2 separate regions of the Homo sapiens genome follow, and region 2 is linked to region 1. The links are chromatin loops, found by intact Hi-C in ENCODE. Cell type or tissue: heart right ventricle. All regions are shown on one strand. Each heading gives the region's core, and the rest is flanking DNA. Links, peaks and the distances in the headings are about the cores only.

Region 1 (9,373 bases), core at 4,608-7,107:
TTGAGACGGGTCTCGCTCTGTCACCCAAGCTGGAGTGCAATGGCGTGATCTTGACTCACTGCAACCACTGCCTCCCGAGTTCAAGCGATTCTCCTGCCTCAGCCTTCTGAGTAGCTGGGATTACAGATGCCCGCCACCACGCCTGGCTAATTTTTTTTGTATTTTTAGTAGAGATGGGGTTTCACCATGTTGATCAGGCTGGTCTCAAACTCCTAATCTCATGATCCACCTTCCTCAGCCTCCCAAAGTGCTGGGATTACAGGCATGAGCCACTGTGCCCGGCTGTTACTCCTGTATTTTTTAACCTTGCCCAAAAGGTGTCAGAAGAAACAAATGTGTTGTGCAGAAAAACAGAATTAACAGTTTTTTGACCTTGTCGTTCTCTAGTAAAGTTGGCAAGTCTATGTGCTTCTAGGCCTCTAGAAGTGCAACATCACAAGCTATTTCGTGAATCCCACTCACATTCTAAAATAATTCACCAACTTCCTTCTCACAGAAATAACACCTTTATTTGGACAGTCTAAACACTCTCTGTCTCAAAAAAAGGTTAGATATGAAAAATATGATTAATATTAACCTTTATATTTAGAAAAATGAGTGTAATCTATTTTAAGATAAATTCTAAAGAAATATGAGTAAAGTTTTCCAGTGGCATTGATAATGTAGACTTGAAATCTCGAGATTCCTGGATTCTATTCCCAAACTGCCAACCAATTAGCTTTATGACCTTTGGCAAATGACTTCACCTTTCTAAGTCTCAGTTTTTTCATCTATTAACTGGCTAAACAAGATGATCAGAAACATTTCAGTTCTAACAAAACAAAATGTTCCTTAATTAAAAACATTAATATATTGACTTGTTCATTGGCATCTGAAATCTGAAAATCTCAAAGCTCAATCCTGCTTGGATGTTATACTGGATTCTTTAAGAGTCAACACTGATGTCAAAAAAGAGAATTTGACATTAAAACATAAGATCTTCTGTTGTATTTCATTTATCTTGTACATATCAGGAGTGAGGGGTAAAATTAACTGTAATTTCAAACTTCTCTTCCAAGAGAGAAGAAAGATATTTTACTGGTAAAAATAAATTCTGAATGCTTAGAGCCTACTTTGCACACTAATAAAAAATCAAATGAAAAAAAGCAATTTGATTAAATTATGTGTGCCTTTTCCTATGCCAATGGAGCTTAACTAAGCAAACAGAAGCAGTGAAGTAAATCAATGTTGGTTTATTAAAGATCAGAATTCAATATCTCAATGGTTGAGGGGCTTATGCACCAGAGTGCTCACTGTTTAGCTTTTCTTTGCAAAGAAAGTAAACATGGCGGTACCAAGGAGAAACTTGTTCAGAGAATGACACTGACAAGCCAGGTTTCTCAAGGTGGAGGACCCTTGTGGCTCTCAGTAGATATTTTTAAGACAGAATATAAAATTTATCCTAATGTCTCACATTTCAGCTCCTCTTCAAAAATATTTAACATTTTCTAAAAATTATTATTTCCTTAACATTTGCATTTTTCATCAGTGAAAGCAACTTTCACCTCCCAATTAAGAAATGAAAACTGAAATGCTTTCACCTGTTCTCATACGGCTTACCAAATATTTGGTGAAGAAGTCAGAGATTAATTTCTCATTCAGATCCATCCTACAATGAAGTCATAAATAATAGTAAATTTGTAACATCACATTAATCTCCATGGCAACAGGCTTACTGCGCAAACAGAGGATTATGACTTCACAAGAGAATCAAACAGAGGGAGAGAGTGGGTTGCAAAGAAGAAAGCTCATTTTCAAACTCATATAATCTACAGTAATTGCACTGGGAATACAGGCAAAGCCTAGCAAAGCAAATTGCTTTTCATAGAAATATTTTTTTTTTCAAGTTTGTTCCACAATGAAAATCTCTCTAAATTGCACGGAGTGTTGGACATAAAGCAATTTTAATACATAGCCAATGTGAGACAAGCAATCTGGGATGTAAAGGTTTGAACTGAGACTGACAGCATCATGAGAAAAACACTATGCTTCCAAAACAGCACTATGTAGGACTGAACAAAAACAAAATACAGAAATGCTACTAATGTGTTTACTATCCACGCATCTAACATTTGTAAAGGAATCGGCCTCTTTATCTTTCCCTTCCCATTTTACACTCTCTCAAACACATTCTATAAAAATTATACTTCCTTTTTTGGAATCATTTCCACTTTGGAGAAGTTGCAATACTCTTATACCTAAATAACATCCTTGGGAATTATTCATATGCAAATTAGGTTAAAACATTTCTCCAACTATTCTTTCCTCCAACTGGTATTCTTTCCTGTAATCTCCTTTCCTTGTTAAAAGAAAAATCCTGCTCACAGTAAGCCTAGAGCTTTTACAGAAGTCTATACTCAGGCAATAGTGCTGAGATTTTTCTAAGATAAGAAATTAAAAGCCACAACTCCAATAAAGCAGGGAGTCTGGGTTATACATTATTGGTTGTTATTGTTGTTTTTGAGTTGAGTTATGCTTTGTACCGTTTTGTTTGGCTTGCTTTTCTAATAAAGTGGGAAAGTCTTTAAGAAAATAAGAAAAATAAACCACGTGAACTAAAATGATCTGTCAGTGATACTCGGGAAAAGGGAGGGTTAAAATAATAATTTAACTAGAGGCCAAAAGATTACAAACTCTTCTAAGTCTTCTAATATTTATATTGACATAGGGCATGAGTATTCTAAAAAGCAGCCTATTGTGAAACAGTCAAGACTTCTTGCAGTATTTTCATGGAATATCCCCCTAAATTCCCATCTGCCTGTGCAGAAGGCCAAAGACGACATACAACGTATGATTAAGGATAACTGAGTGTTCAAACTACTTTGGAGTTGGCAAGGAGCGGAGTTCATTAATGGTTGAATTAAATGGTTGAATTAAATATTTGAGGCAAATGGTTGAATTAAATATTTGAGGCAAGAAAATGATCTGACCAAGTCCTCAGAAAACATTATACCAAGTTGAATGACTTGAGCCTTTTACATGTTTGAAGTCAAACAGAATACCAAGTTCTTGAGGCTCTTATAACTAGATGGACATTGACTGATAATGCCACAGCATATGCTGTATTTTCTTTCCAATATCTAGTTGATATTACACTTTCAGAAGAGACAGCATCTAATCGTTCCTCTTCCACCTTCCTACCTGCCTTTAAGATACACCTAAGTGGACAAATATAGGGTTGACTTAATCAATTTGGTGCCAATTTCATAACATTCTCTTGAGTCAAGATCAAAGTAGAAATATGGATTTTGTTGTGTTTTAATAAGCATCAGAAAGAGTGAGACTACAATTCTTTCCAGACCCTCTTTAGCCAACTTCCGGAAAGTCTCCCTTTTACTTTTTTAAACCTTCCTGGCCTTTCCCAGAAGTTTTTCAAGGTTGAGTTAGAGACAAAAACTGAAAAGATTCAGTTCCAATGGCTTCTTTTCTGACATCCACACTCAGTTTGCTCGTCTTTATCACTGTGGACAAGAATAATTGCTTAGGAAAAAAAATCAAATTAGGACCCAAATTAAAAATATATTTATAAACAGTAATTACACTGTGCGAATAGTTTCAAGAAACTTGAGTAACATAGGTAAATATTTAACCTATAAAATAGTCCCTTTTAGTCAATATTTGAATAAATTCAACTTATTTAACAGTATTATTAATATTGAAAGGAATAATAGAAAAAAATAACCATAACTACTTCTTTTGGGCATTTATCTGTCATAACCAGATTTTGTGCTATGTACTTTTTATGCATTACATCAAGTAATCCTCATCCCAATCTTAAAGAGTTGATGGGTATTAAGAGTTCCATTTTATAGATGAGGACATTAATGCCCAAATAGATTAATAATCTCAAGTTTACAGAATTCATAAATGATAGAATTAGGATTAACTCATCTCGTATAATTTATTTTCTTTTCAGTGACTTCTGCTTATAAAGTTTCTGCAGCATAATACCAAACCAGAAGACAATTAAATCTGAAAAAGACAGCAACTTTGTCAGATGGGCTTTAAAAAGATCTGAAACTCTGAGGCTGATCTATATATATAATATGTGTGTGTATGCACATACACACATACACTCACATATATACATATACACATATATACATGACATATCGTGTGTGTGTGTATTTATGTGCATGTGTATACACACATATACTCATATACACATGAGTATATGCATGTGTATACACACATATACTCATATACACATATACTCATGTGTATACACACACATACTCATGTGTATATATATGCACATACATACACGTACATATATCACATGATGTGTCATGTATATATGTGTATGCATATATGTGTATAAGTGTGTATGTACACACACACAGAGACATACACACATATCAGCCAATAAATACTTCACACCTCAAGGGCAAAGAGGTATGACTACCCTTCTCCAATCCCATCTTCCCTATTGCTTAAGAGACCTTTCTGTGAATTCTTTCTTGTTCCCATTCTGCCCTTATAGTTGCTGAGAGAAGAGAAAATGAAGATAAACAGCAGGGCCAGAATTTAAGAGTCTGCTGCTCTTCAAATTCTCACAATGAAAATCCTTGGAGAGCCCTTGAAATATTTAGATATCTCAATGGCAAAAAAAAAAAAAAACCAAAAAAACAGATCAACATATCAAATTTGAGTGCAGCTTAAAGGCCAATGAAATGATTCCAAATCCTACTTGCCAAAGCAAAATGTATTTTATTAAAAAAAATGGTCAAGCTTTATTTGATAGCTTTTAAAACTAGTTTTGATCATTCAAATAATGCCTCCAAAGGAAACTAAATTAAAATTGTGACTTAAATGTTAACATTTTTCATAGCAAGTATATTAATTTGAGGTAGGCTAGATTTATGGCATAGTTTGTAATCTTATGTGTTATATGCATGCCTTGTCATTCATAAAGGCTACTTGAATAATCTATGCATAAGGTATATTTATGCTCTTTTAATGGAACTTGAAACATTACCATTTGAAATTATTATTTAGATTTATATTTAAAGTATCTTCATTTGTAACATTTTATTGGTTACAGGACTAATTAGATGTGGTGACCTTGGTCAGGAATATAAGCTTAGTTATGATGCTACTCTATGCTAGCCAGCTAGCTAGCTTATTGGTGATAGAGGGTCCATTTTAAGACAATATCACTTGAAACTTTTCCTGTTCAAATATTAGAAATGCCTTGGGTTACAAAGAGCAATAGCTTTAGGTGAAGGTTAAACAAGTCAATTAAGACCAAGCCTATATCTGCTTTATCCGTGAACAAGGCTTTGTTGTTAATAACAAAACAACAGTGAAGCTGGTGAAAGGTTAGGGGATAATGGGGAGTGGGTCAAGGGAAATACTAATTTACTGGGAAAGCTCCAATAAATGTTGGCCTCACAGAGTGCTGTTTTCAGGTTGATAATGATTTTTTAAAATTTCTTTTCATCAGTATCATATTGGATCTCAGGAGAGAAGAAATACTGGATCTTTTTTCCCAAGACGTATGAGAGAAAATAGGAAAATAAAGACAATGGAAGACCAGTTCTCGAGATCATTTTCAATCTGGCTTTGCCTATCTGTCTGTGGTCCTCAACACGGCATCAGTATACTTCTCTCCATCTGCAACTTTACCAGAACAACATAATAATGCTACCATTAATACTTTGTCCAAGACACTGTGCTAAATTAGCAATAAATATATATTTACTTTAATCTCCACAGAAACCTGATGATTGGTTGTAATTATCCTCATTTCACAGATGATAAAATAGAGGCTGAGAGGCAATTATTAGCTTGCAAAGGTCCTAGTAAGGCCAGTTGTCCACTACACTACCCTGCTTCCACAGCATCCCAAAGCCCTTGAATCTTGTAAACTTCTTGTACATTTGCTATAATCAACTGTTGATAAGGAGAGGTTTTAGCCAAAGGAGGCAAGTTTTACAAATCTGAGAACAATACAAATGACTGAGTAAAATGGTTAAATCATCAAATCCCAAATTGCTACCTTCAGATTGCTGTGATTCTTGAGCTAAAATAGTTTTGCAGAGGGGGGACTCTTAAGCTAAAACCCAAATAGGAAATTTTACTTTTTCCAAAGGAACCCTGGGAATATAGCCCTTCTACCACCCTATGGTAGGAGAGCAAGTGAGACAGCAAGACTAAGAGTGAGAGCAAGTGAAAGAGAAAGGATGCGTGCCAGGGTACCTTGGAATGATAGCATATCTTATAATGTACATTACATGTTCACCATGCTCTGTCCATTAGAGGATGGCTAACCTCTTTGCTTCCAGCTTTACCAAAGGCTGTGTAGTAATACAGAGAAACAAAAATAGCAGAGGCTATAGAAATGACCAAAACAACTGTAAACATATTAAAGTCTCAGAACTATGGCTTTATTATTGCAAACTGTTGCATGTTCCAGCTCCTGTGGCCCATGTTCATAAAAGCAAACATAATGCAAGCAATACAAATAATACTATTTATAAAAGAGTATTGATATGGGAATATGCTAAGTAAAAGAAAGCAAGCTACAAAATAATGTGATTTCTATTTTTAATCCACACACACACAAATATTTGTACATACATAGAAAGTGAAGTACATATACTAATGTGTTAAAGGACTTTTGATAAAGCAGGAAGATTTTTTTTGTTTGAGCATTAGAACTTTCTTCATTTTCCAGTGTTTAAACACTGAACATTTGATTTTTTTAAAAAGTATTAAATGAAATATTCACCTAAAGACATAGGTAGATTATAACAATTCAGTGTTTAATACCTAAACAACAAACAAATGCAGGACATGAACCCAATGCAGAGCACAGACGAAAATTAGCAAGTAACGTAAGAAAAGGATAAAGAAATAAGAGAAGATCTAAACAGATCAAAGAGGAAGACATTTCTGTAAATGTAATCTAGCTAAATATTTCATTATTCCCTTAAGAGGAGGAATGAATTAAAGACCCAAACCGTGGATTGAGCAACATGATGGACTAGAAGCCCCTATTGCCTATGCCCTCCCCACAAAGACAGCCAAAACAATGAATAACAAATTACATTTTGATGACAATAACTAGAATGTTGAGGTACACTAAAAAAGTAACAGAAACGCTGGTAAGCAAAGAAACTTAGGATAGCCACATAGAGAACAGAAGGAAATACCTGGCCTCTACCTCCCATTCTCCAGCCAGGATCAGCTGGGGACCAGAAGGAATTTCTCCTTGTAGGGAAAAGGCAAACAAGAAGATTCCAGCAGCCCCCATCAACAATACCTAAAGTCATTCACCACTGGGGACTCCTGCAGTCCTCACAAGCACTAAGCCCAGTTGAAGGAGCTGCCTGGATTCCATATAGCTGTGCTTCCCCGAGAGAAGGAGCTGACATCATGTTCCAGCTCCTGTGGCCCATGTAGCTACTTTACTGTACCTTCACAGAACTAGAACTACTGTTGGAGTATCTTATTGTGGGGACAAGTGGCCACAGCACCCTTTCCCCTGACACTAACCACCACCAAACCACTCCCACTCAGTGACTCAACATCCCCAAGCAGAGCTGGGAGCAGCTGTTACGCCCTTCCCTGTGCGGCCAAGCAGTGGCAGAACCACTCCGCCTACCCTTCACAGTTGTGGCTGTGCCCTACTCCCTCACACTGGAGCTGAAACTTTGCACTCCCTCCTGGAGAAATGGTGCTTGACAGAGCAGTTCCATCAACCCTTTCCTAGTCACTGCTATGTCCTGACCCTAGGGGCCTGAGCTTAATCTGTACACTGCCTCCTGAGGAAACTATGCCTTCTCAGAATAGCTCTGAAAGCTCCTTCCAATCACCCCTGCGCCCAGTCCCATTAGACTGAAGCTGAAGCTGTATACTGCCTCCTAGGGAAATGGTGCTTTGGTGGAGCAGCTCTGCATATACTTCTCAGTTCTACACCTGCCCTCCTGTACTAGGGCTGAAGCAACACTTGGCATCCTAGGAATAGTGCTTTGGCCACCCAGAGGAGTTGCATCTTTCTGTGCCTGAGTGGAAGTGGTACCCTGCCCCTTAAGAAAGCTATATATTGGTTGCCCAGAGCAGTCATGCCTTCCCAGTGCCTAATTTGAAGCAGCACCTTACTTCCTGAAAAACAGTGCCTAAGTCATCCAGAGTGGTAATGTACCCCAGTATCTAAACTGAAGCAGCACCCTGCATCCCGAGGAAACAGTGCCTGGTCCATCTAGAGCAATCACACACCCCAGGCCTGAGCTAAAGTAGCACATTATCCCCTGGGGAATCAGTGCTTTGGCTGAGCTGAACAAATCCATATCCCTGGGCTGAGCTGACATATCACCCTACACCCTAGGGAAGAAAAGCAGTGGATGAGCTAAGACACCCTATCCTACAGGCCAAATAATTTTAGTACCTTGCTTCCTGGAGCAGAATTAGCCCTCTAGAATCTGAATTGCTCAGATATTCCTCTCCTGGGGGAGTTGAGTCATTGATGTGCTGCTCCCTGACCCCCAGGGATCAAATGACAGCCATTTGGTCGGCCATTCTGTGCTCTGCCATTCTGAGGTATTCACTACCACTGCGCCTAGCCTCATATAATCTGAGATACTGCTAAGTCCTACCATCCTGAAGTCATGGTGCCTCATCCCCTAAGGCCTGAGTTGCCCTATTAGCTTTGGTTTCCAAAATGCTGCCATATCCCGCTTCCTGGGCCTAAACCTCCTGGAGGTTTGGAGAGCATCCCTTCTTCCTAAAAAAGAGCCAGTGCTGTACCCTGCTCCCCAAGGATGGAATCACAACTAAAACCCAGCCCCCAAGGCCCAAGTTTTAAGGGATGTTTCAGAGTCACTGATCCTGCATCTGTGGGCAATCAACATCAACATCCAACCCTGCCACAGAAAGTGAACCTGTAACCCCAAGATCCAAGTGTCACAATATGTTGACGAGACCCTGAACCTAGAACCCTAGGTCCAAAGCCACTGAGCACCTGCATCTGGAACCCAATGGCACTGCAACTGCTTGTAGGCTGTGTCAGACCCAATACCAAGAGGGATCCCCTAAGCTAAGTCTCCCTATTATGGGGAAAACAAGAATAGAAACCTTTGGCCATCAAGAACATTAACAAACTACACCACCACTGCTGTGTCACAAAATTCTATAGCCTTGGTCACTGAGGCACTCACAATTATCACTGGAATTGGTCACAGATGAAGCTGCACAGAGACTATGCCACTACATCTATTCAGAACCAGAGTCACTACACCCTTCTCAACCAGAATACAAGGCCCCAAATGCAGGTGAAAGTCTTCCCCTACCAAAGCCACTATAAAATTTGAAAGAGGTGATTGTTCCACCA
Region 2 (9,373 bases), core at 2,626-5,125, 58 kb after region 1:
CTGTTTGTAAAAATCAGAAACTCTTCAAATTGTCAAGTGAGAAGGTGGGTGGAAAATTGACTTTCTTATGAATTAACTTGCTGTGTTGGACCATAAGATCTAAACTGTACACACACATACACATACATGGAAATGATTAGTTCCCTGTCTTTTTCTCCAAATACAACCTATCTTAGTAGTAACTTCTTACATATCTTCTTTCCTAGGGAAAAAGATCATTGTCTCAGGGACACTGGGAATACTCCATTTCCCATCCTAACTTTTTATTCCCCAAAAGACAATTCAATTTTAACCCTGGAACTAGATTACAGTTAAAAAGTATTCAGTTAAAATCTTTTTGCTTTACCATTTAGAGACAGATAAAAGGTAAATTATCTAATTCAGTATCAGCATACCTTTTCTGTAAAGGTCTCAAGAGTAAATATTTTAGGCTTTGTGGGCCATACAGTTTATGTAGCAGTTACTCAACTCTGCCATTATAGAGCAAAAGAGCTATAGACAAAGCTGTCTTTGTTCATTTTTTGTTGCTATAAAAAAAACCTGTGGTTAGGTAATTTGTAAAGAAAAAAGGTTTATTTGATTCATAGTTCTGATGGCTGGAAAGGTAAGGTTGGGCATCTGCATCTGGTGGGGGCTTCAGGCTGCTTCTACTCATGGCAGAAGGTGAGCTGGTGTGTGCAGAAATCACATAGTGGGAGGAAGAAAGAGAGAGAGGGGAGAGGTGCCAGGCTCTCTGTAACAACTAACTCACCCCCAAGTAAGAATCCACCCCCATGGCCCAAATACCTCCCATTAGGCTAGATCTCCAACACTGGGCATCAAATTTCAACAAGAAGTGCATGTGGGGTGGGGGTGGGGTTCAAACAACCAAACTATAGCAAATATATAAATAGGTGTGGCTGTGATTCAATAACATTTTATTCACAAAAACAGGTGGCAGGCCAGATTTGTTCCCTAGGCCATAGTTTGCCCACCTGATCTGACCTAATACTCATCTTCTAAAAGAGAAAGCAGTTTAATGTGTTTTGTGTTAGTAATTGTGATCAATTTTTACTCCTTTCTATAAATTCTGGAGAATAATTCTTTTCTATAGCCATTTCCTGTATAGTCCTGTCCCGTGATGACTCTGCTAGGCCAATGAAATATCAGCAAACATGATACAAGCAGAAGCTAAATAAACGTTGTGCATTAGCACTTACCTTTTCTGCCTACTGGGAACTCTTCTACCATTATGTGGAAAAGATTGGGCTAACCTCCTGGAAATTAAGAACATGAAGAGAGTACCCTGAGTTGCCCCAGCCATGGCTCAAATGCAACATTGAGCCTAGTTCAGTATCTGGTGGTACAGAGCCAAACCATCCCAGCAAATCCCAGCCCTAATTGCACATCCACAAAGAATAATGAACAAAGAAATGGTTGTTGTTTTCAACCATTATATTTTGGGTTTGACGGGTGGACCACCATAGGTAAACGCAATAGTAATCTGAGAGGGCAAAAACCCCCAAACACTCATTCTCAAACATATTTGCTCTGTCAGTATAACCAAAGCAAGAAATGAATGAGCTAAATAGTTAATTTGTGAATTTGTGGTTGTCTTCACAGTTAGTTCAGATAATTCCAAATTTCTAGACTGTCTTAATGGCAATTTGATTATTCCAATGTTTCTCTGAACATTCTGAATTTCTATGGGGACTATCTCAGATTCACTGAGTAATAAATAACAAATCTCTATTTTTCTTGATTAAAAAGATTCCATGATGATGATTCACAGAAAAACTAATAGAAATAACTAGTTTTTACAGGGATTTTCCTGACTGAGTTGTTTTTTGTTTGTTTGTTTGTTTTGTTTTTTGTTTATTTTTTTTTTGAGTTGGAGTATTGCTCTGTTGCCCAGGCTGGAGTGCAGTGACGTGATCTCAGCTCACTGAAAGCTCCACCTCCTGGGTTCATGCCATTCTCCTGCCTCAGCCTCCTGGGTAGCTGGGACTACAGGCGCCTGCCACCACACCTGGCTAATTTTTTGTATTTTTAGTAGAGATGGGGTTTCACCATGTTAGCCAGGATTGTCTCCATCTCCTGACCTCGTGATCTGCTTGCCTCAGCCTCCCAAAGTGCTAGGATTACAGGCGTGAGCCACCACACCCGGCCCTGACTGAGATTCTTACAAACTACTTTCCCTTGGTTCCCAAATACCAAATCCAAGTGAAGCTTTATTTAACAAGCTAATTGTCACGCTAAATGGTTAGTGCATAAATCACCAAATTAATAAATATCATGTTTCAAGCTTATGAAAATCCTGGATTCCAACTTTTTTTTATTCTATTATTATACTGTGTTATGCTCATAATAAGTTAAGGATTGCCAATATAGTTTTCTTAAGAGACAACCAAAGAAACAATTTTATGACTATTGATCACATAATTTTATAAACTTAATAATAAGTCTGGAAATATATGCAGCCAAAAAAACCATAGAATACATGTTTCACATTTGAAGTTTTCTTGAAAGAGGTTCAGAGGGCAAATTGAATTTTTCTCAGCATGTAAACACAAGCACAGGCTTTTACATGGAAAACCAGTTTTCCATAGCTGATTTGCAAAGGTCTGCAACAAGACTAAAAGTTTACCAGTTAGAATTAGTAAAATATGCCTATTAATGAATTTTAGGTTTTTCAAGATGTGAAGCCTTGGCATTTCGATTGAATTTCTGGATGTGTTTTCAGAGGTATATTGGTAAGCTATAGACTACACTGCACATGGTTCTTGGAAGACAGAGAATGCTTTCCACGTTAGGAATTGAGGAAGACAGAGAATTGCCTTCCACATAAGATCTTCCACATGAGGTCTTATGTTCTCTCGTCTGTTGAACACTTGGTTCATGCATAATCCTACAACATGTAGTTACTGTTTACTAACTTAAAAACACTGAATAAACCCTAAAGTATTCTGGGGAAGTGGGGTCTCTAAAGCTTGTGGAAAATAGACAAAGAAGGACTCTCCAAGAAACAGATAAGTTCAAAGGTAGCAAAGTTTCAAAAAGGATTTTGGGAGAAGATAAAGGACACTCAAATCAAAGAAATGTAGGTGGTAATAGGAACTTAGAAAGGCTTCATAACTGCACCTGGAGACCAGAGTAAGTATCCTTTCTGGAATAGAGAATGGGGGACATGATATAAGAGAAGGAACTCTCCATTTAAGGTGCCAAAACACATCTGAGAGGGTTGGGATCAGATTCCCCTGTCCTCTTGCCATACTAACCTGGCAATCCTGTGTTAGAAAGTAGTTAGGCATAATAAAACAAAGAAGCAAAACATGCTCCTCAACCACTAAGACATCCACTCCAGCTCTTATTTTTGCTAACCGTGCTGCTGCCTTCAACAACATATAGCCTATATAAATAATAAAACCTACCAGTTTGAAAATTACAGGGGACTTTGACTTACACCTTAGTTACCAGCTTGGCCGCAGTTGGGTAGAGCACCAAGAGAGCTCCTGGGGTCCCCATTTCCAGGCTTTGGCTCTTGGATGGCATTTCTGGACCTGCCCCAAACCACAAGGGAGCCTACTTCCCTTAACTGTGAGTCCCACAAGAGGAAGTATTCATCACAAGCTGACTGAAGGGGGCTTGGCCTTAAGGGAACATTAGCAAAAGCCTGGCAGTACTCCCCATGATCCTGTGGTGGCAGTGGCTATGGGTGAGGCTCCTCTGCCTTTGGAAAGGGGAAAGAAGAGTGAGAAAAACTGCATCTTGTGGTTTGAGTGGCAGCTCAGCCACAGTACAATAGAACCCAAGGCAGAATTTTGTATTAGGTTGTTCTTGCATTGCTATAAAGAAATATCTGACACTGGGCAATTTATTTTTTTAAAAAAGGCTTAATTGGTTCACAGTTCTGCAGGCAATACAAGCATGGCACCATCATTACTTGGCTTCTGGGAGTTCTCAGAGAGCTTTTACTCAGTGGGAAAGTAATGTGGGAGCAGGCACAACACATGGCGAAAGCAGGAGCAAGGGAAGAGGTGCCACATACTTTTAAACAACTAGATCTCACAAGAACTCACTATCATAGGAATAGCACCAAGGGATATTGCTAAACCATTCATGAGAAATCCACTCCCATGATCTAATCTCCTCCCATCAGGCCCCACCTCCAACATTGGGATTACAGTTCAACATGAGATTTGGGCAGGGACACATATCCAAACTATATCAACTTCTCAGGTTATAGACTGTAGTCCCCAGCTCCCAGACTGTACCTCTGGACCTGCCTGGGACTATCTCAAGGATATGTTACATCACAAAATAAGTCAAAACATTCAAAAACAATCTTGAGAAAATATCAAGTATCTTCTCTGACCACAATGGAATAAAACTAGAACTCAATCACAAGAGGAATTCTGAAAACTATACAAATATATGAAAACTAAGCAACATGCTTCTAAATAACCAGGGGGCCAATGAAGAAATTCAAAAGAAAATTGAAAAATTTCGTAAAGCAAATGAAAATGAAAACACAACATACCAAAACCTATGGGATACAGCAAACACATTACTAAGGGAAGTTTACACCTATAATTGCCTACATTAAATAAGAAAAAAAAGAATTTCAAGTGAACAACCTAATGATGCAACTTAAAGACCTAGAAAAGCAAAACCAAACCAAACCCCAAAATTAGTAGGAAAAAAATAGTAAAGATCATAGCAGAAATAAATAAAATTAAAATAAAAAAACAATACAAAAGATTAATGATAAACAAAAAGTTGGATTTTTGAGAAGTTAATCAAAATTGACAAAACATTAGCCAGACTATGAAAAAAAGAAAGAAGACACAAATAAATAAAATCAGAGATGAAAAAGTAGACATTAAAACTGTTACAGCAGAAATTCAAAGGATTATTAGTGGCTACTATGAACAACTATATGCAAATAAACGAGAAAATCCAGAATAAATGGATAAATTCCTGAACACACGCAACCCTGCCAAGATTGAATAATGAAGAAATCCAAAACCTGACTAGACCAATAACAAGTAACAATATCAAAGCCGTAATAAAAAGTTTCCCAGGAAAGAAAAGCCTGGCACCTGACGGCTTCAGTCCTGAATTCTACCAAATATTTAAGAAGAACTAATCCTACTCAAACTGTTCCAAGAAATGGAGGAGGAGGGAACACTTCCAAACTCATTCTGCAAGGAGAGTATTACCCTGATACAAAAACCAGACAAACATCAAAAAAGGAAATTACAGGCACATATCTCTGATAAATATTGATTCAAAAATCATCAACAAAATGCTAACAAACCTAATTCAACAATACATTAAAAAAGATCATTCATCATGACCAAGTAGGATTTACCCCAAGGATGCAAGGATTGTTCAACATATGCAAATCAATCAATGTGATACATCCTATCAACAGAATGAATGATAAAAAACATATGACCATTTCAATTGATGCTGAAAAGGCATTTGATAAAACTTAATATCCCTTCATGATAAAATCTCTCAAAAAACTGGGCATAGAAGAAATACACTTCAACATATAAAAGCCATATATAAGAAACCCACAGCTAGTATCACACTGAATGAAGAAAAACTGAAAAGCTTTCCTCTAAAATCTGGAACAAAATAAGGATGCCCACTTTCACCACTGTTATTCAACACAGTGCTGGAAGTCCTAGCAAGAGCAATCAGACAAGAGAAAGAAATAAAAGGCATCCAAACTGGAATGAAAAATGTCAAATTATCCCTGTTTGCAGATTATATAATCTTATAATTGGAAAAACCTAAAGATTCCTCCAAGAAACTATTAGAACTGATAAATTCAGTAAAGTTGCAGAATACAAAATCAACATGCAAAAATTGGTAGCGTATCTATATGCCTATAGCAAACCATCTGAAAGAGAAATCAAAAAAGTAATCTCATTTACAATAGCCACAAATAAAATTAAATACCTAGGAATTAATTTTACTTTCACTTTAAGTATAACATCTCTATAAAAAAAACTTTTAAACACTGATATAAGGAATTGAAGAAGACACACAAAAAATGGAAAGATATTCCATGTTGATGGATTGGAAAGAACAATATTATTAAAATGTCCATATTACCCAAAGCAATCTACGGATTCAATGCACTCCCTATGAAATACCAATTACATTCTTCACAGGAACTGAAAAAGCAATCCTAAAATTTGTATGTAACAAAAAAAGGATCTAGCACAGCCAAAGCTATCCTAAGCAAAAAGACCAAAATTGGAAAAATCACATTACCCAATTTTAAATTATAATACAGAGCTATAGTAACCGAAACAGCATAATGCTGCCATAAAAACAGACACATAGACCGATAGAACATAATAGAGAACACAGAAACAAATCCATTTACCTACACATTAAATGCATTTTTAAACAAAAGTGCCAAGAACATACACTGGAGAAAAGAGAATCTCTCCAATAAATGGTGCTGGGAAAACTGGATATCCATATGCAAATGAATGAAACTAGACCCTTATCTAGTGCCACACACAAACACAAATGAAAATATGGATTAAAGACTTAAAACTAAGACCTCAAACTATGAGACTACTACAAGAAAACATTAGGGAAATTTTCAAAGACATTGGTTTGGGCAAACATTTCTTGAATAATACCCACAAGCACAGGGAAACAAAGCAAAAATAGACCAATGGAATCACATTAAGTTAAAGAGCTTCTGCACAGCAAAGGAAACAACAAAGATGTGAAGAGACAATCCATCAAATGGGAGAAAATATTTGCAAACTACCCATCTGGCAAGGGATTAATAAACAATATATAAAGGGCTTAAACAATTCCAGAGGAAAAAAAATCTAATAATCTGAATATTCCATCACTATTTTTCATAAAAGTGAAATGCTGTAAATAATCTTATTTTTAAATGGGCAAAAGATTTGAATCAACATTTCTCAAAAAAAGACTTACAAATGGCAAACGGGCATAAGAAAAGGGGCTCAACATCATTGATCATCAGAGAAACACAAATCATAATAAAATGAGATATCAAAACACCCCAGTTAAAATGGCTTTTATCCGAAAGACAGGCAATAACAAATGGGGAAGAGGATGTGGAAAAAAGAGAACCCTCCTACAATACTAGTGGGAATATAAATTAGTACAAACACTATGGGGAACAGTTCAGAGGCTCCCCAAAAAAAACTAAAACTAGAGCTACCATATGATCCAGCAGTCCTACCTCCGGGTATATACCTAAAAGAAAGAACGTCCATATATTAAAGAGATAGCTTAACTCCCATATTTATTCCAGCACTATTCACAATAGCCAATATTTGGAAGCAATCTAAGTATCCATCAACAGATGAATAAATAAAGAAAGTGATGGTACATATACATAATGGAGTACTATTCAGCCATAAAAAATAATGAGATCCTGTCATCTACAACAACATGGATGGATGGTCATTATGTTAAGTGAATTAAGCCAGGCACAGAAAGACAATAATTGCATGTTCTCACTTATTTGTGGAAGATATAAATTAATACAATTAAACTCATGAACATAGAGCAGAAGCATTGTTACCAGAGGCTGGGGAGCATAGTCAGGGAGTGGGGGAACCGAGTTGGGGCTGGGTGATGGTTAATGGGTATAAAAAATAGTTAGAAAAAATAAATAAGACCTACCCTTTGGTGGCTGTCAAGATGACCAAATAGGAACAGCTCTGGTCTGCAGCTCCCAAGGAAATCAACGCAGAAGGCGGGTGATTTCTGCATTTCCAACTGAGGTACCCGGCTCATCTCACTGGGACTCGGTAGGCAGTGGGTGCAGCCCACAGAAGGTGAGCTGAAGCAGGATGGGGTGTCACCTCACCTGAGAAGCAAAAGGGGTCGCAGAACTCCCTTCCCTGCCAAGGGAAGCCATGTGGGACTGTGTTGTGAGGGATGGTGCATTCTGGCCCAGATACTACGCTTTTCCCAAGGTTGTTGCAACCCACAGACCAAGAGATTCCCTCAGGTGCCTACACCACCAGGGACCTGGGTGTTGAGCACAAAAGTGGGCAGCCATTTGGTGAGACACCAAGATAACTGAAGGAGTTTTTATTTCATACCCCAGTGATGTCTGGAACACCAGCGAGAGAGAACCATTCACTCCCCTGAAAAGGAGGCTGAAGCCAGGGGGCCAAGTGGTCAAAATCAGTAGATCCCAACCCCATGGAACCAAGCAAGCTAAGATCCACTGATTTAAAATTCTCACTGCCAGCACAGCAGTCTGAATTCAACCTGGGACACTGGAACTTGATGAGGGGGGAGGGGCATCCACCATTAGGAGGCTTCAGTAGGCGGTTTTCCCCTCACAGTGTAAAGAAAGCCACAAGGAAGTTCAAACTGGGTGGAGCCCACTGCAGCTGGGCATAGCCACTGTAGCCAGACTGCCTGTCTAGATTCCTCCCCTCTGAGGACAGCATCTCTGAAAGAAAGGCAGCAACCCCAGTAAGGGGCTTATAAATAAAACTCCCATCTCCCTGGGACAGAGCACCTAGGGGAAGGGGCGTTTGTGGGCACAGCTTCAGCAGACTTAAAGGTTCCTGCTGGCCAGATCTGAAGACAGCAGCAGATCTCCTAGCACAGAGCTCGAGCTCTACTAAGGGACAGACTGCCTCCTCAAGTGGCTCCCTGACCCTCGTGCCTGCTGACTGGGAGACACCTCCCAGCAGGGGTCAAGAGACACCTCATGGAGGGGAAATCTGGCTAGTATCTGGTGAGTGCCCTTCTGGGACAAAGCTTCCAGGGGAAGGCACAGGCAGCAATCTTTGTTTTGCAGCCTCTGCTGGTGATACCCAGGCAAACAGGGTCTGGAGTGAACGTCCAGCAAAACCCAGCAGACCTGCAGCAGAGGGGCCTGACTGTTAGAAGGAAAACTAACAAAAAGAAAGAAATAGCATCAACATCAACAAAAAGGACATCCGCACGAAAACCCTATCCGAAGGTCACCAACATCCAAGACCAAAGGTAGATAAATCCACAAAGATGAGGAAAAACTGGCGCAAAAAGGCTGAAAATTCCAAAACCCAAAACTCCTCTTCCCCTCAAAAGGATCACAACGCCTTGCCAGCAAGGGAACAAAACTGGACGGAGAATGAGTCTAATGAAATGACAGAAGTAGGCTTCAGAAAGTGGGTGAAAACAAACTCCTCCAAGCTAAAGGAACATGTTCTAACCCAGAGCAAGGAAGCTAAGAACTTTGAAAAAGGGTTAGAGGAATTGCTAAATAGAATAAGCAGTTTAGAGAAGAACATAAATGACTTAATGGAGCTGAAAAACAGCACGAGAATTCGTGAAGCATACACAAGTATCACTAGCTGAATTGATCAAGCAGAAG

The links. Peaks named below come from ENCODE experiments on the same cell type or tissue, not always from the same donor. Only the 100,000 strongest peaks of a DNase experiment are listed, where the experiment ranks them.
Region 2: a loop joins it to region 1, with 4 times the contacts of the local background. A loop is called at or near these places in 2 of 110 quality-filtered maps.

The regions. Positions count from the first base shown.
Region 1 is chr9:82,301,392-82,310,764 of GRCh38, reverse strand. The region is part of intron 4 of LOC105376107 (a long non-coding RNA gene); the gene reads right to left. Among named protein-coding and RNA genes, the nearest start is that of SPATA31D1, 320 kb to the right of the region's middle. In heart right ventricle, for the core only: no CTCF peak of the experiment used is centred there; no DNase peak of the experiment used is centred there.
Region 2 is chr9:82,241,775-82,251,147 of GRCh38, reverse strand. The region is part of intron 1 of LOC105376107 (a long non-coding RNA gene); the gene reads right to left. Among named protein-coding and RNA genes, the nearest start is that of SPATA31D1, 260 kb to the right of the region's middle. In heart right ventricle, for the core only: no CTCF peak of the experiment used is centred there; a DNase peak (open chromatin) is centred at 3,589.